Linked DNA regions of Homo sapiens: regions 2, 3, 4 and 5 are each linked to region 1. The links are chromatin contacts, found by Hi-C or POLR2A ChIA-PET in ENCODE. All regions are on one chromosome and are shown on one strand. Each heading gives the region's core, a stretch centred on a gene start or an enhancer-like site at or near the end of the contact. The rest is flanking DNA. Distances are from core to core; before and after follow the strand shown. Region 1 holds the start of SMARCD2 (SWI/SNF related BAF chromatin remodeling complex subunit D2). Region 2 holds the start of PSMD12 (proteasome 26S subunit, non-ATPase 12). Region 3 holds the start of RNFT1-DT (RNFT1 divergent transcript). Region 4 holds the start of USP32 (ubiquitin specific peptidase 32). Region 5 holds the start of BCAS3 (BCAS3 microtubule associated cell migration factor).

Region 1 (5,331 bases), core at 1,181-3,680:
CTTTATTATTATTGAGACAGTGTCTTACTCTGTCACCCAGGCTGGAGTGCAGTGGCACGATCTCTGCTCACTGCAACCACTGCCTCTTGGGTTCAAGCAATTCTCGTGCCTCAGCCTCCTGAGTAGCTGGGATTACAGGTGTGCACCACCACGCCCAGCTAATTTTTATATTTTTAGTAGAGACATGGTTTCACCATCTTGGCCAGACTGGTCTCGAACTCCTGACTTCAAGTGATCCACTCACCTTGGCCTCCCAAAGTGCTGGGATTACAGGTGTGAGCCACTCCACCCAGCTGATCTGCTTTTAAATGCACTTATTAGCTTGCCCCTTTTCTAGGGTAGAAAAAATCTTGTGTTTTCTGATGCGACCCACTGGGTCGCATCAGAATTACCTAGGAAGCTTATTTTTCAAATACAATACTGAGAGCCATTGGATTGGAGGGGTGGCTGGCGGAGGTATTTTGGAGTAGCTTCCCAGAGGACTCTGATTCTCCACTGCCCCTATCACTTTGAGAATTACTGTTGTTCTAGAAGCTTAAAAGGATTGAAATGGATATTAGCTGCCTTATCATGAACTCTTAACCCACTTTACAGGGATGGGAGGGGCCATGATTCAGTGACTTTAACAATTCCAGTGGCCAGTCCCCAGACTGACAGGTTATCGACTCTTGGGGCAATAGAGTGGGATCTCTAAGTTCAGGAGGTAAGAAAACAGCAGCAGCGGTGTTTATCACTAGAGGCATGAGGAGAACTAATTTCTAAAAAGCACTGGAGAACTATACTGTAAAAAAGATCTGGGGTGCTATGATGCAAGGAAGGAAGTATTACTTGGTTGGGGCTGGAAAAATAAAGCAATTATAGTAAAAAAACTAAAAAAAAAAAAAAGTCTAGATCCCGGCTTCTTGACAGTGTGGTCTGAGAAGCAACAGCATCGCTGGCAGCTTGTTACAAATGCAGAGTCCTGGGCCCTGCCACAATCTGCATTTTTAATAAGAGCCTCGAGTGTTTTTTATGTGCTCATTAAAGTTTAAGCAGCACTGGTCCATATCACGGCGAGGAGATCCAGACCATCAGAGGGTAGGCTCCCTGGCACAGCTGACGCATTTTTGAATACTTTGATACAGCACAGTGTACCTGAAAAGATACTGCATTTTTGAAAATTAAGTGCTATAAATACTGGAGAAAGACCTCTTTTTTTAAACTGCGGGGAGGTTTCTCATAAGCCAAATTTCTTTTGACTAGAAGCATTTTCTGGGGAGTAAAGTACCAGGCTTCCTTAAAGTGAGGCGGAGCCACGTTAAAAATGTGCGGTAGAACTCAGCCTTGGCCAAGTCGACCGTTCACCAGCTGGGTCAAGTCTGGAGCCTCCTAGGTCCCTTGGCAGTTCCGAGCTACCAGCATGAGCTTTTACAGGAAGTTGAGTTGGCTGCTGTTCTGCCCCACAGAGCAGCTGAGTCTTTTTTTTTTTTTTTTTTTTTTTTGATGAGTTTCACTCTTGCCGCCCAGGCTGGAGTGCAGTGGGGCGATCTCGGCTCATTGCAACCTCTGCCTCCAAGGTTCAAGCGATTCTCCTGCCTCAGCCTGCCGAGTAGCTTGGATTACAGGCGCCCGTCACCACACTCGGCTAATTTTTGTATTTTTAGTAGAGACGGGGTTTTCACCATGTTGGCCAGGCTGGTCTCGAACTTCTGACCTCAGGGGATCCGCCCGCCTCAGCCTCCCAAAGCGCTGGGATTACAGGCGTGAGCCACAGCTACCGACTCTGAGTTGAGTCTTTAACGCCGAAGATGCAGAAAGGAGACTTGACAAAACTATTTTCGGGGAGTGTGGCCGCGGAATTCGGTGAGGGTGCTATACCGGGAGAGAGTAGTAGCAACGGCTCATTCACTGTGAAGCCCCTAAGTGACCTTAGACCTCTGACCCCGCGCCTCACTCGGCGCTTCCGCGCGCAGCTTCCGCTCCCGCCCCTCCGACGAAAGGCTGGGCCAAAGGTGGGGGGGTGGGGCTCTGAGGTCGGCAGTTAGGGGCGGTGCCCGCTGGGGGCGGGTCTCGCGAGGGGCAGGATTCGAGGAGGCACTCGAGCATTGGGCACCAGGTAGAGGCGGGGCCTAGTGCTGGGCTGGGTTGGGCGGGGCAGGGAGTTCGTAGCCGCCTCTGGGTAACTCGACTCGGGCGGCCAAACCTCCGGAGGCCGGGGACGGAAGGCGGGCCCGCAGCAGATCCTGGATCCGGAATCTCCCGGGCAGGAGCGGAATCTGTCCCGAACCGGGTCTGTGAGGAACTCGCGAACTTGGATTAGGAAATCCCGGAGCCCGGATCGACAAATCCCGGAACCCGGAATTAAGATCGCCAAGTCCCGGATCGCGGAGCACAGAGCACGGAGTGGACTCGACGCGGAGCCCGGAGTCCGGATCGCGGCACCGCGGGACGGGACGGAGCGATGTCGGGCCGAGGCGCGGGCGGGTTCCCGCTGCCCCCGCTAAGCCCTGGCGGCGGCGCCGTGGCTGCGGCCCTGGGAGCGCCGCCTCCCCCCGCGGGACCCGGCATGCTGCCCGGACCGGCGCTCCGGGGACCGGGTCCGGCAGGAGGCGTGGGGGGCCCCGGGGCCGCCGCCTTCCGCCCCATGGGCCCCGCGGGCCCCGCGGCGCAGTACCAGGTGAGCAAGGAGGACGCGAGCGGACGGGGGCGAGAGGCGCTGCGAGGGCGCCCGGGCCGGCGGCTGAAGGGGCCTCGAGTGAGGGCCCTGGGGAATGCATGAGGAACTCCGGGAGACGGTGGAGGGCGGGCCGGGACCCTCGGGCTGCGGCGGGTCGCGGTGGAGAAGTGGGAAGGGGAAGCAGGTTCTGCAGCGGAGGGCTGGAAGCAGCTGGGAGGCCTGGGGGCTTCCGCGGCACAGGGATTCCGAGTGACTGGGAGATGGAGGAGTTTGGGGAGCCAGTGAATTGTGGCGGGTGGGTTGAGAAGTCTAGGGTAGGAGGGCTGGAAAGTGATGAGAAAGTTTGGGAAAGGGCCCTCGCTGAGAAACCGGGGTTACCCTGCATCGGCCTTGGTCCCAGTCCAAGTCTGCCCTGTTTTTTCTGATTGGGAACTGGCGGAGCTCTAGCGTGTCTGAGATGGCTCCCGGCTGCTAATAAGGAGGAAGGAGCCTGGCTTCCCACGGGCACGGGACGCTGAGGCTAGGGCCAGGGGATTCCAGCTTGTGCACGGGCGGACTTTACTCCTGAGGCAGGGCCAGGCGCCTTCGCTGGGAGGACTCCAGCTTAGACCAGAGACGGTGGTGGCCTGGCCTGAGGGGAGGCCCAGCCCAGTCACAGGCCGGCTCTCTTCTGGGCTTTCTGCCTCCTGTCATCGTGTCCGGGAGTTGATTAGTCTGGACGTGCAGAGTGGAGCCCTGCTGGTCTGGGGCCGGAGGAGTCTGCGAGAGTTGCTTCAAAGAGTGCTGTCCTGACCCCTTTGGGGTTTTGAGAGCTGCTCAGATTGCAGCTTCAAAAGCCCTTGCAAAGCAGCGACTTCTGCTCAGTGTGTGAGGACCTCAGCCTGACCCTGCCAGTGCTCTAGTCTGCTGTTCAGGTTGCCCCAGAGGGCTTGGAAACTGTGCCCATCTGCCTTGTCACCCTCTCTGCATTTTTATTTGGCCTTCAGGTTCTAACTCCACCACGTCCGAAGCCATGTGCCCAAGCATTTGACACTGGCTTCTTGCTCATCTACGGGTTTGCTGTGGGCTTCCTCTGTTTTCGACTCATGTCTCCAGGCAGAGGTCCTTAGGGATCCTCGTGGAGTATACACAGCCTACCTGCCCCACTGGGCCCTCACTTCTAAGGAGATGGCTTAACTAGGGACAGTGACTGGATTTTTTTTTCCTTCTTACTCCTCATTCTTCCTCCTTTCTCAAGAGAAAAGAGAGTCTGGGTATGGGCAGAGACAGACCTGGTCCCAGGGATTCCAGCTGGGGCTCATCTCTCCCACCTTGCTGTCCCCGTTGGGGATTCATGGGCCCAGGGTGTTGCTGAGGGCTCCCTGCATCATTCATTGTAGCCCTTGGGCCTGCCCACTGAGACCTGGCCTGGGCACCATCTGTGGGCCTTTGGCCTTGGAAGGACCTGGAACAGACAAGCCGCTCCAGTTTCCTTGGCATGCAAGCCATAGGAAATGTGCCCTTGGGACAGCCCCTGAGAGGATGGATTCCACATGTTTTGGTGGGGGGTGGCCTTGGGCCTGTGGCAAGGCCAAGCTGGCTGGCTGGTTAGGCCTGGGCTGCTAGCTGTGCGGAAGTAGGAGATGGCCCTGAGTCTGGGTTTCCCATCCCACTAGCTTTCCTCCTCCTGGCAGGAGAGGTAGATGGGAAGGAGAACCCAGCCAGCTAACTTTGGCTGAGTTTGAAGAGGATCCTATTTGCCTTCTTTCCAAGTCCAGTTGTATGACTGCCAGGAGAAGGGACTTGAGATCTGGGAAACAAAGGGGTTCCTGTCTGTTAGGGCTCATGAGATGCACTTGAAAAGTGAGAATTTGAGGCCCAAGCTGAGCAAATAGTTGAAAGAAGGGAAGTGATGACCTCCCTTCCTCCAGAGGGTGGTTCTAGCTGTGGATCACAGTTAACAGAGGAACCTAAAAAAAGAAAAAGAAAAGAAAAAAACCTCCAGGGCAGGATATGGTGGGCTCACACCTGTAATCCTAGCACTTTGGGAGGCCCAGACAGAAGGATTACTTGAGACCAGGAGTTCAAGACCAGCCTAAGCAACATAGTGAGACCATCATCTCTTAAAAAAAAAAAAAAAAATTTAGCCAAGCATGGTGGTGTGCGCTTATGGTCCCAGCTACTCAGGATGCTGTGGCAGGAGGATTGCTTGAGTCCAGGAGTTCAAGGCTGCATTGAGCTATGATCCTGCCACTGCACTCCAGCCTGGGCAACAAAATAACAAAAACCTCAGATTGCTGGGTTCACTCCAGAGAGTTCAAAAAGTTCAAAAAAAAAATTTTTTTTTTTCTGATACGGAGTCTCACTCTGTCGCCCAGGCTGGAGTGCAGTGACATGATCTCAGCTCACTGCAACCTCCGCCTCCCAGGTTCAAACAATCCTCTGCCTCAAGCCTCCTGAGTAGCTGGGATTACAGGCGCCCACCACCACGCCCGGCTAATTTTTTTGTATTTTTAGTAGAGACGAGGTTTCACCATCTTGGCCAGGATGGTCTCGAACTCCTGACCTTGTGATCCACCCGCCTCGGCCTCCCAAAGTGCTGGGATTATAGGCGTGAGCCACTGCACCCGGCCTCAAAATCCTTTTTACTCATGGGAGAGTGGGTGGTATGTTCCCCAACTGAGGCCCTCAGGCCC
Region 2 (4,901 bases), core at 374-2,873, 3.5 Mb before region 1:
TGTCACCAACAATAGGCCCTTACCATGCTTCAGGAACCAAGAGAACACACCTGTTGCAGTTGCAGCTTTTACATTTATAGTTATTGTGTATGGGTGTAAATAACTACTTCCTTGTATTTTCCACTGTAGACATGTTTTAGCCCTTATCTCTTGAAATATATATTATTTTGCTATTTTAAAATTTGTTTCTTGGTTGGGCACAGTGGCTCACACCTGTAATCTCAGCACTTTAGGAGGCCAAGGTGAGAGGACTGCTTGAGGCCAGGTGTTTGAGACCAGCCTGGGCTACGTAGTATAGCTGCTATCTCTACAAAAATAAAAAAAAGGTAAAATTTGTTTCTCCTCTACATTACAGATTATAGCTGAGATATTGTCTTATTTTGCTTGTAGATGGTTTATATTTTCCCTGATTTTCATTGCAGTTAAAACAAACAAAGAGATCTATTCAGCATCTATAAAGCGATGTCGGCACTAATTAAATTGAGAACCACTAACATAATAGATAAACCACTCCAAGATTTCCCGTTTTCCTGTTTGCTTTCCAGGCTGCTGTTGACCATATGCCCACACCAAACACAACCTCATTCCCATTTTCTTTACTTTTCTTTTTCTTTTTTTTTTTTTTTTTTGAGACGGAGTCTTGCTCTGTCGCCCAGGCTGGAGTGCAGTGGCGCAATCTCGCCGGCTCACTGCAAGCTTCGCCTCCTGGGTTCACGCCATTCTCCTGCCTCAGCCTCCCGAGTAGTTGGGACTACAGGTGCCCGCCACCACGCCCGGCTAATTTTTTGTATTTTTAGTAGAGACGGGGTTTCACCGTGTTAGCCACGATGGTCTCGATCTCCTGACCTCATGATCCGCCCGCCTCAGCCTCCCAAAGGGCTGGGATTACAGGCGTGAGCCACCGCGCCCGGCCTCATTCCCATTTTCAAGGATCCTAAGCTTTTTTAAGATCTCAAGCTATTTTCTAGGGACCAGCATGGTATGAATGATAACACATAAAACGTGTAAGGCCCTTAAGAATTGAAATTGTCTCACATGTCATCTAGTTTGATGCTCACGAAAATCCTATAGGGATAACAAATATGTCTTTTTAACTTTTCTTTTTACCAACTTAGTGGATTACAGTGAAAATGAAAACAAAGAGAAAAACCACTTTGCTTATTAAATGACTGAGCTGCTGCCATATCTTCTCTTAGGAGCTTTCAGAGATCCCACAGAGTAAGCCACCAAGATTCTCAAGTAGATAAAACCTTAGAATTTTCTATTTTAAGGTTTATTTTAGCCTCCTGATGTAGAGATGAGAAAACCGAGATCCAAGAAAAGCGACTGGCCACGGTCCTGAGAAATCATATTTCGAAGCAGGGGTGTAGGGATATATGAGATGGTCTGTTCTATTACACTCGCTTTTCTCATCGCAAATTTTAGGTAAAAAGTCTGATGTTCCCAGAGACAAAACCTGACGCTGCAGGCTGGAGTGGCGAGTCCCGCCCCGCGCGCCTCAAGCCCCACCCCCAGGCTGTCCGCGGCAGTGCCTGAGTGGCAACCAGCGCCGGGGACCTCGAGGGGTCCTTTGCGTGGGCTCCCGATGGGCTGCCTGAGCGGGTGCGCGGGCAACTTCCGGTGTGGGTGACGAGTGGTGGCCGAAGCAGGGGGACAGCAAGGGACGCTCAGGCGGGGACCATGGCGGACGGCGGCTCGGAGCGGGCTGACGGGCGCATCGTCAAGATGGAGGTGGACTACAGCGCCACGGTGGATCAGCGCCTACCCGAGTGTGCGAAGCTAGCCAAGGTGAGGAGAGGCCGGCTGGCTGTTGGCGGGCGCCAGGGGCTGAGTCACGGCGCGGAGCCTGCTTAGGCCTCAGGGGGCCTGCGGGCTGGAGCGTGCACCCCCCAATGCCTGTCCAGCCCTAGTTGGGCCTGCACGAGTGGGAGACCCCAGGTCGGCCCGGCCAGGGCTGCGGAGTACGCCAGCGCCTATAGCTTCCCAGACCCTCCCCAAAACAGATGGTCACTTCCCTCCGTGGGACTTAGGGCTCCGTTTAACTTTTTGCCGTTTCTTGGATGCTGTTTAAGTGATATTTACCTTAGTAGTTTCCCAGGGGTTAAGGCCGCTTCAGTATTAAGGCTAGATCAGAGAGTTTCGTTCTGTTGCTGTTGCTCAATCAATTTATGTCGTTACATCGTTTGTGGATCATGGCTATGTGCCTGGTCTTTGGCCAGGAGAAGGGGCAGGAAAGTGATAGTACGAAGATGACTAACACAGGACCCTGTCCTTTAGGAGTTGATGTACGTGATGAATTAGTCAAGTCATGCATGGTGGTGAGGGCCATACAAGGGGAAAGTGTTACTGGAACACCGAGAAGGAAGCTATGCATTCTTAATGGTGCCATAAGGGAAGGTTTTACAGGAAGGCTGACGTTTGTATTGGGTCTTGAGGAATTAGTAAGATTGAGGTGGGGTGGAGTCATTACTGAAGACGGAACTACAGAAGTAAAGACAAGTAGGCACTATAAGAGTTTAACGGGCTTTCCAAGAAACAAGGATGGAGAAAGGTGATAAAGTTGGTACGTATGTATATCTTAGGTTCAGTATGCTTGCTGAGGGGGAGCCACAAATTCATTAAGAGCTTTCTAGCAGCTAGCATCAACAAACATCAGTTACATAAGGGTGGGAAAACTCAGCCGCCTCCAATGCCAGACAGATAACAATAACTGATATTTGTTGAGTAGTTTCTGCAGTGTCAGGCACCGTGCTTACATGCACTAAGCCATTTGATCCTCACCTCAGCCCTATGCGATGGCTATTACTATTATCCTTATTTTACAGGTAAGAAAACTTGGGCTAGAAAAAGTTGAATCACATGCCCCAAGATCATACAGCTAGTAAAGTGGTGAAGCCAAGAAGCAAACCCAGGCAGACCGATTCTAGATTCTGGAGCTGGTGCCCTCACACACCATGCTGTCCTGCCTAGAAGCCTATTGTAGTGAAAACCTGAACTTTTTTTTTTTTTTTTTTTGAGACGGAGTTTCACTTTTTTCACCCAGGATGGAGTGCAGTGGCGCAATCTTGGCTGACTGCAACCCCCGCCTCCCGGGTTCAAACGATTCTCCTGCCTCCGCCTCCCGAGTAGCTAGGACTACAGGTGCCACCACGCCCGGCTAATTTTTGTACTTTTAGTAGAGACGGGGTTTCACTACGTTGGCCAGGCTGGTCGCACGCGACCTCCTGACCTAAAGTGATCCACCCACCTCTGCCTGCCAAAGTGCTGGGATTACAGGCGTGAGCCACCGCGGCTGGCCAAAAACCTGAACTTTCGAGCACCTGCCCAGGAAAAGGAGACGGCAGATCTTCACCTTCAGATAATCTTTGCCAATTGGGGATGAAGGCCGAGTATTGTCGATGCTGCTAATTTGAGGGAGAAACCAGGAAGATGAATTTCTCATTAAATACCTTAATATTTAGAAATTGGATACTAATCTGTCATATTAAAATACTATTTGAGCCAATACAATGTAGCTAGAACAAAACATACAGGCCAAGGTCAGCCCCTGAACCTCCACTTTGGAATTAATAGAATGATAGTGTCCATAAGGAAGAAACAAGTAATTTGCTCTAGAGAAGGACAACCAAATCTTCCTTTTATGAATTTCTGTTAATACCAGTCTACTGTTTGCAAGACCTAGTCAGTGTTAGACACTATGAGAAATACAGAGATTACTAGACAAAGCTCTTGCCCTCGAACAGCTTATAGATCAGTAAGAAAAAAGACTTCACTGCTACAGTTGTTCTGGTGATCTTATGTAGCATTTATTCCTAAATAATTGTTGTTATGCTCCAGGCTGTTGAAAAACTTGCAAACTCCAATACCATATGCCTTTTTAGGTGTCCAGTGGGTAACAGAAGTGTTTAAAAAAAAGAATGTTGGGGCCTGTTAAGATAGATACATTTGAATTTTGATTTTTTTTTTTAAGCCAGTGTGCCAGCTGAATAAAACAAGGTATATGTTGTGGGAGGGTATACTTTTTTTGTTTGTTTTTTGATACCGAGCCAGTTTCAACTGTAAATTAGATGGTTACCCTACACTCCTGGTTAATTTTTTTAAACATATTTTTCTGTTTTGCTTTTTATTTATTTTTTTTATTTTTTGTTTCGAGACAGAGTTTCGCTCTTGTTGCCCAGGCTGGAGTGCAGTGGCGCGGTCTTGGCTCACTGCAACCTCCACCTCCCGGTTTCAAGCGATTCTCGTGCCTCAGCCTCCCGAGTATCTGGGATTACCGGCATGCACCACTACGTCCAGCTTATTTTGTATTTTTAGTAGAGACGGGGTTTTACCATGTTGGTCAGGATGGTCTCAAACTCCTGGCCTCAGGTGATCCACCTGTCTCTGCCTCCCAAAGTGCTGGGATTACAGGCATGAGCCACCGTGCCCAGCTGCTTTTTATTTTCCATTTCATATTATTTTCTAACCATTCTGCCAAACATAAAAAAAAATTAACATTGCATTTCTACATTGGAATGTATGGAACAGTTAGTATACATTCTTTTGATTTTATTTTGAGCCCATCAAACTATGAAGAACGTCTTGTTATTTTCACTTGTGAGAAAATTTAAGCTTCAGGCAGCTTAAGTGGTTTATTCAAGGCAGATCAAACTCACATCTCCTGGTAAAAAGAATAGTGTTCTTTTTGCTACTACCTCTTTAAGAGATTATCAATTCTGTCCTTAATTTCCTTAAGGCATTTTTTATTTTAAATGTGAAAGACATTTGAAGATGAAAATTGTGTATATAGCACTTTGGGAGGCCCAGGTGGAAAGATCACTTGAGGCCAGGAGTTTGAGGCCAGCCTAACGAGATGCTGTCTCTACAAAAAAATTTTTAAAATTAGCCAGGTGTTGTGGTAC
Region 3 (5,156 bases), core at 1,865-4,364, 3.9 Mb after region 1:
CTAGCTCATACTTACCTGACTTATCTCTTACTACTCTATCCACTCTACTCTTCCAAATACGAAAAACACTCTTTAAAAGACCATGGTATTTCAATACCACCATTTTCCATATAATGTTTCTATCTGCATTGCCCTGTTACTGCTTCTGTCCTGGTAAATATCAACTTATTCTTAAGATTTCATCCAGGAGGCTGAGGCACTAGAATCACTTGAACCCAGGAGGCAGAGGTTGCAGTGAGCCAAGATTGCGCCACTGTACTCCACCCTGGGCAACAGAGCAAAACTCTATCAAAAGAAGAAAGAAAAAAAAAGATTTCATCTTAAATATCACAAATTTAATAAAAGATTTCTTCCCTGACAAAGTTAAATGCTTCTACCTTTTGCTTCCATTGCATCTCACAGAACCTTCAATTATAGTGTTTTCTCCAAAATACTGTAATTATTTGTTTGCAGGTCTAAACATTTCCATCACCATGAGATGGCAACTTTTCTTTTTCTTTTTTTTCTGAGATGGAGTCTTGCTCTGTTGCCCAGGATGGAGTGCAGTGGCATGATATTGGCTCACTGCAACCTCTGCCTCAGGTTGAAGCAATTCTCCTGCCTCAGCCTCCTGAGTAACTGCATTACAGGCGCGTGCCACCATACCTCGATAATTTTTGTATTTTTAGTAGAGACGGGGTTCCACCATGTTGGCCAGCCTGGTCTTGAACTCCTGACCTCAGGTGATCCGCCTGCCTCACCCTCCCAAAGTGCTGGGATTACAGGCGTGAGCCATTGTGCTTGGCCCTAATTTTTATGTTTTTAGCAGAAATGGAGTTTCACCATGTTGGCCAGGTTGGTCTTGAACTGCTGACCTCAAGTGATCTACCTGCTGTGGCCTCCCAAAGTGCTGAGATTACAGGTGTGAGCCATCATGCCTGGCCCGAGACTCTTTATTATGTCTCTCTCTCCAACATCTAGTATTATTCTTAACACTCAGTAAGTACTTGGAAAATGCTTTTTGAATTAACCAATTAAAATTAAAATGTCTATTTCCAACAGTCCAGATGCCAGTGGAAAGAAAATTTATCAGATAATAGCCTGTCACCAAGTCAAATCTTCTCATCAATTCAGTCCTTTCTTTCTTCAAATATGTCACTTTTCAGTCAAGTTACTTGGGTGAAATGCAGCTCCAAGTGCACTAATAAACTTTAAATATGGACTAATATACCTGCAGTGTTATGAGTATGTCAAAAGGAGAATTTTTTTTTTTTTTTTTTTGAGACAGGGTCTCACTCTGTTCCCAGACTGGAGCAATAACGGCTCATTGCAGCCTTAATCTCCCTGGCTCAAGGGATTCTCCCACCTCAGCCTCCTGAGTAGCTGGGACTACAGGCCCTTGCCACAGTGCCCAGCTAATTTTAACATTTTTTTCTAGAGACAGGGTCTCTCTATGTTGTCCAGTCTGCTCTCGATCTCTTGGGCTCAAGCGACCTTTTCACCTCAGCCTCCCAAAGTGCTAGGATTATAGGAATGAACCGTAGTATCTGGCCAAGATGAGAATTTAAACACTACATTTGGTATTCTAAATTTACAAATGTACCAAATGTACTAAAATTATCAGTGTACTAATACATATTGGTGCTGCATTGTGGCTGTGGCTGAATTATGTTATATTCTGTTTTTTTTCCTGTTTCCTAAATGTTCACACATTTTGAAGTTTAAAAATATCCACGACATAGTTGAAATGTTAGAATACTTACACATATCTCCTCGGAAAATTCACTATAGTCTGGAGCCTGGCTCTCACCCTTACTGAACCAGAAATCTGTCAGAAAGATTTAAATTAGTAAGCACAGAGAGACTTAAGTATGCCTTCTACCACCGCCGACCACCCCTACCCCCACCCCCAACAAAAAAAGAAAGCCAATGTGTTTTTTTTTGAGGTGGGGGTCTCCTTCTGCCGCCCAGGCTGGAGTGCAGTGGCACGATTTCAGCTCACTGCAACCTCCGCCACCTGGGTTCAAGGGATTCTCCTGCCTCAGCCTCCCGAGTAGCTGGGATTACAGGCGCCCGCCACCAAGCCCGGGTGATTTTTGTATTTTTAGTAGAGACAGGGTTTCGCCATGTTGGCCAGGCTGGTCTCAAACTCCTGACCTCAAGTGATCCTCCCGCCTCGGCCTTCCAAAGCGCTGGGATTACAGGGGTGAGCCACCACGCCAGGCCTAAACCTTTTTTTTTTTAGACGGAGTGTCGCTCTGTTGCCAGGCTGGAGTGCAGTGGCTAATCCCGGCTCACTGCAACCTCCGCCTCCCGGGTTCAAGCGATTCTCCTGCCTCAGCTTCCCGAGTAGCTGAGATTACAGGCACGCACCACCACACCCGGCTAATTTTTGTATTTTTAGTAGAGACGGGGTTTCACCATATTGGCCAGGATGTGGCCACGATCTCTTGACCTTGTGATCCACCCGCCTTGGCCTCCCAAAGTGCTGGGATTACAGGTGTGAGCTACCACTCCCCTCCTCAGCTTCGTTTTCTTAATGACCTTTTAATTTTAGAACAGTTTTAGATTAACAGAATTTATTTTATTTATTTATTTTTTGAGACCGAGTCTCACTCACTCTGTTGCCCAGGCTGGAGTGCAGTGGCACGATCTTGGCTCACTACAAACTCCACCTCCCGGGTTCAAGTGATTCTCGTATGCCTCAGCTTCCCGAGTATCTGTAGCGGGGATTACAAGTGTGAGCCAACGCCCCCGGCTAATTTTTGTAGTTTTAATAGAGACGGGTTTCACCATGTTGGCCAGGCTGGTCTCTACCTCCTGAGCTCAAGTGACCCGCCCGCCTCGGCCTCCCAAAATACTGGGATTACAGGTGTGAGCCACTGCGCCCGACCTAAACTTCGTTTTCTTAATAACCTTTTAATTTTAGAACAGTTTTAGATTAACATAATTATTTTGAGGGCAGTAGGGTCCTCTATACCCCACGCAAGACAGGTTTTTCAACTCTAACTTCTACTTCCACCCCACGCAGACTCTCCGCACCTCTCTCCTCTCATCTCGGGTTCTGACAAGGCCTGATCCTCACAGCCCAAATTCACGATTGTGAGGAAAGGTCAGCTCAGACCAAACGTCACCGCCCAGACAGACACAACTAGGTCAGGCGTCAAGCTCGCGGACATCCGAGCCCGGAAACCCTAACACTCCTCCAGGGGTAGGTTCTCCAAGCCTGAACATTTTTAACCTCAAAACGCCCAGGATCTCGGAGGCGTGTGGTGGATGCCACATAAATACATAACACATAACAACGACTTATTATTTAGCGCCAGGCCTGAAGGCCGTTCTCAGGCGCAGCTCGCTTGTTCTCGCTGCCAAAACACCCCGGCAGCCGTGAGCTCTCCACTCGGCGCGGTGCGGGGGCGGGGCTAGGAGGTGGAGCCGGGGCAGGGCGCGCGCGCGCGCGTGAGAACGTCCGGGGAGCGCGCGCGCCGCCGCCGTTGCCGCCGGGCTGAGAGAAGAGCTTGCGGGGTTTGCGGTTGATGGCCCCGACTGAAGGGCTGGAGGCGGTGTATGCCGCTGTTCTTGCTGTCGCTCCCGACACCTCCGTCCGCTTCTGGTCATGAGAGGTTAGGCCTGGGGGAAGCGGGCAGAGGAGGAGGCGGCGAGGGGCCGCGGCGCAGGGGGCTCTGGGGAGAATAGGCACTCGAGGCTCGGACGTGGGTGGAGAACTCTGCCCTCGGAGATTCCGGAAGAGTTGTGTTGAATTTTCTTCCCTTTTTTCTCCTCTTTCTTGTCTGTGCATGAAGGAAAGTGGGAGGGTTCTATGTTATTTATAGAAAAGACACTGAAAGCCTGCTGTCCAACGTCGCTCTTCAGTTTTGACGAAATAACACCCGTGGCGTCGGGGCCTCGGTGAAAGCCTTTAGTGAAAAGCACTGAAACCCAAACCGCCAGACACGGTGACTGCACCACTGTTCAGTCCTGGGAGTGAAATAGAATGACACAGAACATTCCCTGACGTTAACTCTAGCCTCCTCCTAGACAAACGGGAAAAGCACGGCAGTGTGGGATAGCCTCTGCGTTTTGTCAGCTGGGATTCCGACTCTGTTCTTCTGTTTCTAGGAGGTCCACACTGGATCATTTATTAGAGAGATCTTTCTCTGCTAGAGTCCTCTTTCCTCACACCCCTCCCTCCGTAATACACACACCACCGACGGTGGCATTTTATTGGGCGGACTGTGTAACTGCTTATTCAGACTAAAGAGTTACCTAGCAATTACGTGGTGACTCTCCAAAGTATCTATGCTTTAAATGTATTTAGGTAACATTCTTTTGCGCGGGGAGGTAATATTATTGGTGGCACCATTAATTATTGGAAACTTTATGAGCTTTGGGAAAGCTGCTTGAGCAGAAAATCTAATTTGTAGGTCACCTAAGTGCAGTGTTTATTATTAGTTACCTATGATGATAATAAGGCATTAAGATTTAATGTTGTTTTTTTTCCTAACATTTCCAACCATTAAAAAATACTGGCTCACTCTTCCTTATGAAACTTCTTTGATGTAGAATCTACATCAGAGATGAAACTGCACCATTTGGGAAAAGTAAATGTACCAGAGTACCCAGTGAGGACTGGTGCTCATTAACATCTGCTGGGTACCCATACTTCATGACTGTTTTGCGGATGCCTTCTGCCATTAGAGAACTGGAAGCATTTGCAGCTCAACTTTTTTTTTTTTGGTGCAAATGTTCCCTAAAAGATCATTTGTGTAGGGCAGCAGAGCCTTGGCATTAAGGGAGAAGGGAGGAGTCCAGTGATAAATAACCTGAAAATTCATCTGTTGTGATTATTTGCTACTCCTTTAGTGAATAAAGGATACCCAGTGAGGAATATACTGCTGGTATTTAACTGCCTGTTTACTTAGAATATCTTTTATTTGATTTTTTAGGAGACAGAGGCCTGAAGCAAAGACATCTGGGTCAGAGAAAAAGTATTTAAGGGCCATGCAAGCCAATCGTAGCCAACTGCACAGTCCTCCAGGAACTGGAAGCAGTGAGGATGCCTCAACCCCTCAGTGTGTCCACACAAGATTGACAGGAGAGGGTTCTTGCCCTCATTCTGGAGATGTTCATATCCAGATAAACTCCATACCTAAAGAATGTGCAGAAAATGCAAGCTC
Region 4 (4,782 bases), core at 2,005-4,504, 3.5 Mb after region 1:
TACAATAATATGCTTAATTTAACTCAGACAAAGGAGAAATAGTATTTCTTAATCTGCTATCTCAACTCACAATTTTTAGAAGTGCTTAATCCATGGAGTGGAAATTTTTATGACCTTAGGGGATGCCAGGCCTGAAACTTAAAGAGGAAATCTTAAAAGTTCATGTTAGTACTGCTGTAAATCTTACTTTACAATAAGTTCATACAGTCATGAGCTACAGTCGTGTTTCAGTCAAAGGAGAACCACATATATGATGGTGGTCATGTAAGATTACACTGCTTTTTAAACTGTACCTTTTCTATGTTTAGATACACAAATACCATTGTTAAAATTACCTACTGTAGCCCAGGCGTGGTGGCTCGTGCCTCTAATCCCAGTACTTTGGGAGGCCGAGGTTGGTGGATCACCTCAGGTCAGGAGTTCGAGACCAGCCTGGCCAACATGGTGAAACCCCATCTCTACTAAAAATACAAAAATTAGCCGGGCGGGATGGTGTGCGCCTATAATCCCAGCTACCCAGGAGGCTGAGGCAGGAGAATCACTGGAACCTGGGAGGCAGAGGCTGCAGTGAACCGAGATTGCGCCACTGCATTCCAGCCTGGGCGACAGAGCAAGACTCCGTCTCAAAAAAATAAATAAATAAATAAATAAAAAATTACCTACAGTATTCAGTACAGTAACATGCTATACAGGTTTGTAGCCTAGGAGCAATAGGCCTAGGTGTGCTGCAGGATATACCATTTAGGTTTGTGTAAGTAATCTATGATATTTGCACCACAACAATGTATCTCTTAGAATGCACCCCATTGGAAAACGACACATGCGGTCATATTCTATTAATTCCTGAGTATTTTGTAAATCATTTACCATCTCATGAAAGCAGCTAAACTGCAACTCTAGTCCTGTCTTTCAAGTGGGGCAAGTGCCACAAAGAGATACATTAATTTGCTCCCAACTCCACTGCAAATCAAGTGGGTAGATAAATACCCAAGCCTATCCCTTGTATAGCAAGGCCATCTGTAGGTACTGACGGTTTAGGACAGTAATAATAGTAGTATATGTTGCAATTGAACTCTTGAGGGTTTTTCTCCCTCACAGCTGGGCCCTTTCATAAAATTCACTTCCCATTAATTACGATAATCTAACTCGGAACTCGCACTCTGCAGGCTGAAGATGACTGAGGTGTTTTGCCTGATGTCTCTCTATACCGAACTAATGACCTGGAAATTAAAGGCTTTGAAATGTATTCCCAACCCCCTGATTCATGGCCTTTCAGTAATGCAGCTAATCTGAGGTCTTAAAATTAACCACCTCACAGTGAACTGGAAAGGGCAGCGCTGTGACTAATGCCACGCTGCTGATCTGGTTTGCCAGGAAAGGTGAGTAGAAAAACACGAAATATTGGTGGGGCGCGGTGGCTCACGCCTGTAATCCCAGCACTCTGGGAGGCTGAGGCGGGCGGATCATCTGAGGTTGCGAGTTCGAGAACAGCCTGACCAACATGGAGAAACCCTGTCTCTACTGAAAATACAAAATTAGCCAGGCATGGTGGCGCATGCCTGTAATCCCAACTACTCGGGAGGCTGAGGCAGGAGAGTCGCTTGAACCAGAGAGGCAGAGGTTGCGGTGAGTCGAGATCGCGCCATTGCACTCCAGCCTGGGCAACAGGGGTGAAACTCCGTCTCAAAAAAAAAAAAAAGAAAAACACAGAATATTACCTTCTTTCTCTAGCAGGGTATATTAGAATCTGTTGGTTTTAGGAACTAATAACCTTTCCCTGGCCCTAAATTACCTAACCGGCACCTTGGGTCCAATCTAATCCAAATGGTTACTTTTTCAATATTGCTTCCTTTTCCAGAAGCTTTATTCCGTGACTTTTAGGTTGAAGACGCAAACTAAATAAGAGTTGAAAATCAAGGAACTAAATAATAATTCCACTGTACATATACACCCCATTTGGTTTCTCCATTTATGGTTTCCTATAGGTTGTGTTCACCTTTTGGCTCTCGTGAATAATGCTGCTATAAACACGGGGGCACAAATACCTGTTCACATCCCTGCTTTTCATTCTTTGGGAAATGGAGAGGTGGAGTGGGAGAGTCAGTCACATGCTGCCACACCATGAACCTGGAAGGCACGATGCCAAGTGAAATAAGCCAGTCACAAAAGAGAAAGTCTGCAGAGTTCCACTCAGAGGAAATACTTAAGAGTAGTGAAATTGATAGTAGGACAGCGGTTGCCACGGACCAGTGGGAGGGGGATTGGGGAGTTACCGTTTAATAGGCACAGAGTTTCCCTTTTGCAAGATGAAAAACGGTGGGAAATGGGACGTGGCAATGGATGCAAAACAATATCAATGTTCTTAACGCCACTGAACTCACTTAGAAATTGTGAAAATGGTACATTTTGTTACGTATATTTTACCACAGATTAAAACGACTCCACGCTAAGCCTTGTAGCCCTCATGTTTCTCGGGGAGAAACTCTGGGAGAGAGGATAAGCCTTTTGCACAGCGCTTTCCAGAGAATGTGTACAAGAGGCATGGTCAGGAGGAGAAGGTGGGCCGGGCAGGCGAGATGACCCGAAAAGGCAGATCCACTTCGTTAACAAGGTCCACTTTCCTCAGGGATCTCCCGCTAGGTGTGAGCATTCTTTTGTCACAGGAAAGCCTTGAGATTCTCCTTTCCTTTCACAACGCCCTCCCAGTCAAAGACGTCCCTAAGGTTGGGAGCTCCCTGCCTACCCACTCCTTTCTCTTCTGAGCCATATGCCGCATCCCTCAGAACCCCATTCCCTAAGATTCTGCGGTCTTCCATGTTAGGTCCCGGCAACTGCCACACTAACCGTCAGCTGCTCGGACCCCACCCGCCGAACGCCAGAACATGTGGGCGCGGGGGCGGGGGGGGTCGTCCTCAAGCGCCCCGGAAGTCACCACCCCCCGTCGCCAGCGGAGGCGCCCGGGCGGGGCGCGCGGCTGCGATTGGCGGGAAGATGGGACGATGCGTTACGTGCGGAGATGCGTCCCCCTCCCCGGCGCTCCTGCGCGCGGTTAGCTTGGGGAGGGGCGGAGCGTGCGGCCCTGGGCGGCCGTTACCGGGAACAGTGTCTGGCCTCGGGTCCCGTGACCCTCGGCGGAGCTGGCGGGAGGGGGCGGAAGTGGCAAGAGGGCGTGAGGAGGGAAGGAGAGGGAGGAGAGAGAGGAGAGAGAAGGGCGGAGTAGGAGGCAGGGGAAGGGGGCGGGGCGGAAGAGTCACGTGATCCGGCATGGAGGCGGTGGCGGCGACCGGGAGGAGCCGCCGGGGCAGAAGCCGCACTTGTTAGTGTGGGGGGAGGTGGGGGCGGGGGACGCCGACACCGTCACCGTCACCCAGGGACGCCGAGGAGAAGGCGGGAGGGGGGTGGGGGCGAGATCAGGCTCCGACCCCCCGCCGAGGGGATGAGGGGAGCATGGGTGCCAAGGAGTCACGGATCGGATTCCTCAGCTACGAGGAGGCGCTGAGGAGAGGTGAGGGGGGAGGGGTCTGGGCGAGCTGCCTGGGAGGCCCGCGACGGGCAGCCTGGAGGGTGGGTAACCGGGAGGGAGAGGGGAGATTGAGGGCGTGGGGCGCCTGAGGCGGAAGGGAAAGGCGGCCGGCCTTGGGGAGTGTGGTGGAGGAGAGAGGTCGGGTGGGAAGCAGCGTTTGGGAATTAGGGCCGTTTGGAAAGGGGCTTGTCCTGAGAGAGGGGGATCGGCGCTGGCAGGGCAGTGCCCGTGCTCGCTGGTGGCGTTGTGATCCTGGATGTGTCCAGGGAAGTCCTCTCCCCGTTTTCTTGGGCGGCTCCAGCCCATCCAGCCCCCCTCATCCTTCATTGCCATTTTCTCCTATCATTCCTTCATAAAAACCTCAAATAACATCCTAACCTCGTTCCTAACAGCCTTAGCTGGAAGGGGACGAGGAGGCGGCTGCAAAGCGCTCCTCTCTGCTACTGGAAGCCCCTTCGTATCTGGGGAGTCCCTGCCTTTTCCCAGAGCCTATGCCTGTCTCTTGAGGGCTGTGGCCATCCGCTTCTGCCACCCTTCACCGTTTGAGCGGCTGACTTTGATAAGAACGATCTGAAATGAAGTTGTGTTTGAGGTGAGATGAGACTGGACAGCTGGCGTTGGCACCAGACCTTGTCTTAGGTTTCATCTCCTCCGACGTTGACCAAAGCCTTTGACTGCACTTGATGCCCAGTTCTCGCTCCATCCCTCTCCATGAAATGGCATTGGGAAGTCCAGCATTCAGATATTGTGTTAAATCTCCCTTTAGAGACTGGCCTGGCTGCCAGTCCCGGCCTGCTGCTTATTGGCTCTGAGGCACAGTATATTGTTGGCAGCCCCAACCCCCTACCACTCACTCTGATACCGCTGTCCATGATCACTAAAGCACACACTAACTGGAAGTGTCTTGTTGCACAGTTTATGGCCGGAATGTCTTAATTTTTCATGACTGGGATTTCAGTGTGTGTAGATCTGTGTATGCTTGTATTTCTTTTAGACATTTAATGGATATTCTTGGTAAGAAGTGAAAAAACATTAAGAAGATTAGGAGCTAGGCATTATTGTTAACAGGTTTCCAAGTCAAGAAATCAGCCATGCTCCAGGTGGTTTTAGTAGCTAAGGATATAAAATGGTAATTAGATTAAAAGACGGGTATTCAAAATGAGGCTTGAGAAGTGAACTCTTGTTCGTATATAGGAAGAAGAGGGGTAAGTGGGTAAGTTCAGTTGACCATCACCTGACAGTAAGATACAGAATTGAGA
Region 5 (5,144 bases), core at 1,224-3,723, 3.2 Mb after region 1:
AACAAACCTGCACATGTACCCTTGAACTTAAAAGTTAAAAGAGATACATTTTACATCACTGTCTGGTAAATATATACATACACATGAACATATTTATGTGCATGTCATGAAACAATACAAACTCTCAGCTATATTTTCTAATTTTCTATTATATTCTATTTCATTTTCTTTCTTTTTTTTTTTTTTTTTGGAGACAGAGTCTTGCTGTGTCGCCCAGGCTAGGGTGCAGTGGCGCGATCTCAGCTCACTGCAAGTTCCACCTCCCAGGTTCACGTCATTCTCCTGACTCAGCCTCCCGAGTAGCTGGGACTACAGGGGCCACCATACCCGGCTAATTTTTTGTATTTTTAGTAGAGACAGGGTTTCACCGTTTTAGCCAGGATGGTCTCGATCTCCTGATCTCGTGATCCGCCTGCCTGGGCCTCCCAAAGTGCTGGGATTACAGGCATGAGCCACTGCGCCCGGCCTCTATTTCATTTTCTACTACAACTCCTGACCCACTAAACTGATTTAACAATCCACTAATTTGTTAAACCTGGAGTTTGAAAACACTGCTCTTCAGGATTTAGCATAGTGCTCTTCACGTACTCTGTAAATGTGCTGAATACGTCAACTTAACTCTCCAATTCTTCATTTGGTCTTGGCAATTATTATTATTCATCCCATAAAGCCAACAGTTAAAAGATTTTTACAAAAGTAACCACTGTTCATAAAGAAAACCTAAATGTTAGTATTCTGAGTAATCTTTTCTTCAGCTATTGGGTTTATCTGAAATGTGCTTACGTGACAGCCTGGGGGCGAACCACAACTCCACCAGTACAACGACTGGGTCTTCTTGGGGAATCTGTAGCCATAGCTTCATTCATAAAACCTGTTTCCAGAACAAACAAACAAACAAAAAACAGAAAAACATGGATCGTTGTTGGGGGTAGGGAGGAAGATTTATGATTACTCACTAGAGATCCCTTGTCAAAAATGCCTCAAATGTAGGAAACTTTCCCAGAAATTCCTGTTACACCAGAAAGGGAAAAAAGGAGGAAGTAGGTTTTTAATTTTTTTCAAATTATAATGAGGGGTTTGGGGGGTTATTATTATTTTTGAGATAGAGTCTCGCTCTGTCGCCCAGGCTGGAGTTCAGTGGCACGATCTCTGCTCATGGCAATCTCCGCCTCCCAGGCTCAAGCAATTCTCCTGCCTCAGCCTCCTGAGTAGCTGGGATTACAGGCGAGCGCCACCATGCCGAGCTAAATTTTATATTTTTTTGTAGCGACGGGGTTTCACCATGTTGCCAAGGCTGGTCTCGAACTCCTGAGCTCAAGCAATCCATCCGCCTTAGCCTCCCAAAGTGCTGGGATTATAGGCTTGAGCCACCGCGCCCATCCTGTTTTGTTTTTTAATAGGACCAGGTCTCAGAACCACAAAACAATGTAAGGAAGACTCCTGCTGTACCCCTTGGTCTGTTGTTAACATAAATTACAAGGGTGAGAGAACCAGATCATGGGATGGGAATTTACTGCAATTTTATGTTGAGATAGTGAAAATACACATGGTACAATATTTCAAGACCAAACGGAACAAGTGACATGATATCACTCTACCTTCCAATTAAACCTGTTGGGAATCTATGAGTAAATCACAATTTAAATCACATTCGTAACCCCCTGCTACTATAACAAATAAGTCAAGTAATTATTTGACTAGTAGCAAGTAGTCAAATAACTAACATAAACTAATACGTTGTTACAGCCCTTTACCCTTTCCCGTCACATCAGTAAATCCTGATCCTAGAATGTTTCATGACCCTCTGAATCACTGAGATTTTAAGAGCATGGAGTCGGCTTGGTTAAGGTTAAAAGAGGACTGACAGCAATATCAAAGATCTCTTACAGGGCTCAGGGAAGCCCACAACCTGGAACTCATCTTGAAGGCACCGAAAACCATTTTTAAGTAGGGAGCATTCACACCTGATGTGAAAACTCTAAACCTGTGCGCCCCACCTCCTACAACCAAAACACCCTCTGCCCCAAGGAGCAGAGCCACCACCTCCTCAGAGGATACCTGCACCTCCAGCCCCTCAGCCCTCTCATTCTCATCCCATTCTTGCTTTCTCGAACCACAGTCTCCCAAGCCCTGCCCTTTAAGGGCCCTGTCTCCTGGGGACGACCCTCGCCAGCCACTCAGGCCCCAGTCTCCTGAAAGACACTCGTACGGCGCTGCCCACTTAACCTCCAACACGGAGCCACCGCTGCCCCCGGCCGCCCTCCGGCCCCTTGCACTGTTCCCCTCCCCCTCCAGTATCGACACCTCTCTCCTGTCGAATTCCTGCCAGCCCGACCCAGTCCCCTCACGCCGCCAGTCCCTCGTCCTCCCCAAGCCTCCCCAAAGCCAAAGCCCTGCCAGCCCTCTCACCGGCCGCCCCGCCGGTTAACGCTAGTCTCCAGCTCTAGGCTCACTGTTTGGAGTCTCCCCGAGTGATTGACGGCAGCCACTTCCTACCACGCCTCAGCGGAACCACCCCCTCTAGCCAATCCCAGAAGCAAACCGGCTATGGCCGGGCACCGCCCTTGGAGGTCAGCTTCGCCAACCAGCAAGTAGGAAAGAGGCGGACCCGCCTTCTGAATGTGTCCAATCCGCTGGGGCTGGAGGGAAAACACAACAGCATGTAAGTTCGGGTGAAGCCGAGGTGTCAGGTTCGGTTGCAAACGCAGGCAGCTGGGGAATAATTACGAACATGTACATTTTTTTTGGAAGACAGAACCTTCGTGGCTTTGAAAAGAAAAGCAACATGATCCAGACTCCTGTCCCGCTCACGTGAGCGTTTCAGGTTGGAGCCGGAGGACAGGGAGACTGGTCTGTTTACATCGAATTCTCGCGACAGCTGGTTCCAAGCTCGGAGCACGTGGACATGGCAGCTGCCAATCACTTTTAGCTGGCCACTCACCCGTCCCACACCCGCCTTCTGCCCAGCCCTTGGCGATGTGTTTACCTTCCGGGAGCCTAGGCTGGCTCGCGCCGGCGATCAGCCGAGGAGGGGTTGATCTGAATAAGGGGCACGGCCGGTAATCTCAACAATTTGAGCTAGGTTTGTAGACCACTTCTTGCTTCAGTTTCCATCTCCCTTATTGTTGAAGATCGAGATCTCGCCATTGTCATTTCATCAGTTCATTTATTAATATAAGTAGAATAATACTGACTGACTTCTTGAACACTCAGCACAGGCCTTCGTATACTTCATATACAATACTCTAATGTATTATCAAATTTAATGCCAATGACAGGTCCGTGAGGGTATAGCTTATTAACAGGCGTGGTGGGCTGGGCGTGGTGGCTCACGCCTGCAATCCCAACATTTTGGGAAGCCTAGGCGGGAAGATCGCTTGAGGCCAGGAGTTCTAGAACAGCCTGGACAACATGAAGAAACCCCGTCTCTACTAAAAATAGCCAGGTGTGGTGGCCAATGCCTGTAATCCTAGCTACTGGGGAGGCTGAGGCGGAAGAATTGCTTGAACCCAGGAGGCGGAGATTGCAGTGAGCCTATAGATCACGCCATTGCCCTCCAGCACTTTAGCCTGGGTGACAGAGAGTCCCTCTCAAGACAGATAGATAGATAGATAGATAGATAGATAGATAGATAGATAGATACATACATACATACATACATACATACATACATACATACATACATAAAATTTTAAAAAATTTTAAAAAAAGAAATGAAAGAAAAGGCCGGGCACGGTGGCTCACACCTGTAATCCCAGCACTTTGGGAGGCTGAGAGGGGCAGATCACTTGAGGTCAGGAGGTCAAGACCAGCCTTGCCAACTTTGTGAAACTCTGTCTCTACTAAAAATACAAAAATCAGCGGGTTTTGATGGTGCACGCCTGTAATCCCAACTACTCAGGAGGCTGAGGCAGGAGAATCGCTTGAATCCGAGATGTGAAGGTTGCAGTGAGCCGAGATCGTGCAACTGCACTCCAGCCTCTGGGCGACAGAGCAAAACTCTCGCTCAAAAAAAAAAAAAGAAGAAGAAGAAGAAGAAGAATATATTTGGAAATATTGAAATAACTTGATAATGTGGGATTGAAATAACTTGATAATGTGGAATTGTAACATTGAAAAGGAGGCCTAGCATGACTAACTCCATTTTGCTCCTAAACTCCCCACTCCCACCCATCGGTGATATCTAAGTTAACTGCTTTTGCTTATCTCTGCACATAGACTAAGCTAACCAAGGGAGGAATTTATAGTTTAACTTTAAAGCAAGGATGATAATAGTCCCTTCCCAAAACTAACCCCCAAGGAGAAAAGGAGGGTGTACACACAAGTAACAATGTTGAGAGTTTGAGAAAGTATTGTGACCTGACCAGTAACAGAGAGGCTTCAGGCCTCGAGGAACCCTTGCTGGCGCCCAGATGTCTACGGTCATCAGTCACCCCTTGATTCAAACCCTCTCTTCTTCCCCCTGCCCTTAACACAAAAAGAGCCTGAAATGTGTACTAACTTAAGATGGTTCTTCAGGCTGGGTGTGATGGCTCACACCTCTCATCCCAGCACTTTGGGAGGCCGAAATAGGTGGATCACCTGAGATCAGGAGTTCAAGACCAGACTGACCAACATGGAGAAACCCCGTCTCTACTAAAAATACAAAAATTAGCTGGACGTGGTGGTGTGCGCCTGTAGTCCCAGCTACTCGGGAGGCTGGGACAGGAGAATCACTTAAACCCGGGAGGTGGAGGTTGCAGTGAGCCAAGATCAAGGCACTGCACTCCAGCCTGGGCGACAGAGCAAGACTCCAACTTTTTTTTTTTTTTGAGATGGAGTCTCACTGTGTCACCAGGCTGGAGTGCAGTGTCTCAATCTTGGCTCACTGCAACGTCCACCTCGCGGGTTAAAGCGATTCTTCTGCCTCGGCATCCTGAGTAGCTGGGATTACAGGCACCCGCCACCACTCCTGGCTAATTCTTTGCATTTTTAGTAGTGACGGGGTTTCACCATTTTGGCCAGGCTGGTCTTGAACTCCTGACTTCATGTTCCACCCGCCCTGGCCTCCCAAAGTGCTGGAATTACAGGCGTGAGCCACCATGCCCAGCCAAAAAGATGGTTCTTTAGTACATTATTCTGCAATTTTCCGGGTTTGCTAGCTC

Evidence for each region. Hi-C counts contacts between places; a loop is a spot of excess contacts on that map. ChIA-PET counts read pairs that join two places held with the same protein, here RNA polymerase II (POLR2A). Pooled maps may share reads with other maps.
Region 2: a loop to region 1 is called in a pooled map, with 3 times the contacts of the local background. The contact joins the promoter of PSMD12 here to the promoter of SMARCD2 in region 1. A Hi-C loop is called at or near these places in 6 of 50 pooled maps. POLR2A ChIA-PET finds 5 or more read pairs at or near these places in 2 of 52 experiments (CD4-positive, alpha-beta T cell and activated CD8-positive, alpha-beta memory T cell).
Region 3: POLR2A ChIA-PET joins it to region 1 with 12 read pairs in BJ. The contact joins the promoter of RNFT1-DT here to the promoter of SMARCD2 in region 1. POLR2A ChIA-PET finds 5 or more read pairs at or near these places in 2 of 52 experiments (BJ and OCI-LY7).
Region 4: a map of CD4-positive, alpha-beta T cell shows a loop between it and region 1 (8-fold over the local background). The contact joins the promoter of USP32 here to the promoter of SMARCD2 in region 1. A Hi-C loop is called at or near these places in 1 of 168 maps with a recorded cell type or tissue (CD4-positive, alpha-beta T cell) and 12 of 50 pooled maps. POLR2A ChIA-PET finds 5 or more read pairs at or near these places in 2 of 52 experiments (A549 and B cell).
Region 5: a loop to region 1 is called in a pooled map, with 16 times the contacts of the local background. The contact joins the promoter of BCAS3 here to the promoter of SMARCD2 in region 1. A Hi-C loop is called at or near these places in 1 of 37 single-sample maps with no recorded cell type and 7 of 50 pooled maps. POLR2A ChIA-PET finds 5 or more read pairs at or near these places in 1 of 52 experiments (GM12878).

The regions. Positions count from the first base shown.
Region 1 is chr17:63,839,784-63,845,114 of GRCh38, reverse strand. SMARCD2 (SWI/SNF related BAF chromatin remodeling complex subunit D2) reads left to right here and starts at 2,430. Exons shown (of 13, transcript NM_001098426.2): 1 at 2,430-2,656. The coding sequence starts at 2,441. RefSeq lists a cis regulatory region at 439-828, silencers at 1,938-2,107, 2,478-2,707 and an enhancer at 3,428-3,507.
Region 2 is chr17:67,363,299-67,368,199 of GRCh38, reverse strand. It overlaps PSMD12 (proteasome 26S subunit, non-ATPase 12), which reads left to right and starts at 1,623. Exons shown (of 11, transcript NM_002816.5): 1 at 1,623-1,788. The coding sequence starts at 1,681. RefSeq lists enhancers at 1,418-1,727, 1,748-1,807.
Region 3 is chr17:59,963,054-59,968,209 of GRCh38, reverse strand. It overlaps RNFT1-DT (RNFT1 divergent transcript), which reads right to left and starts at 3,114. Exons shown (of 4, transcript NR_110815.1): 1 at 3,022-3,114; 2 at 1,743-1,807. It overlaps RNFT1 (ring finger protein, transmembrane 1), which reads left to right and starts at 3,470. Exons shown (of 9, transcript NM_016125.4): 1 at 3,470-3,602; 2 at 4,926-5,156. The coding sequence starts at 3,547. It also overlaps the pseudogene TBC1D3P1-DHX40P1. RefSeq lists an enhancer at 3,100-3,369 and a silencer at 3,400-3,529.
Region 4 is chr17:60,390,605-60,395,386 of GRCh38, reverse strand. USP32 (ubiquitin specific peptidase 32) reads left to right here and starts at 3,254. Exons shown (of 34, transcript NM_032582.4): 1 at 3,254-3,505. The coding sequence starts at 3,448. RefSeq lists silencers at 2,784-3,103, 3,214-3,433, 3,464-3,523 and an enhancer at 2,698-3,539.
Region 5 is chr17:60,675,180-60,680,323 of GRCh38, reverse strand. It overlaps BCAS3 (BCAS3 microtubule associated cell migration factor), which reads right to left and starts at 2,473. Exons shown (of 24, transcript NM_017679.5): 1 at 2,410-2,473; 2 at 784-871. The coding sequence starts at 866. RefSeq lists enhancers at 2,432-2,581, 2,752-2,921 and a silencer at 2,340-3,093.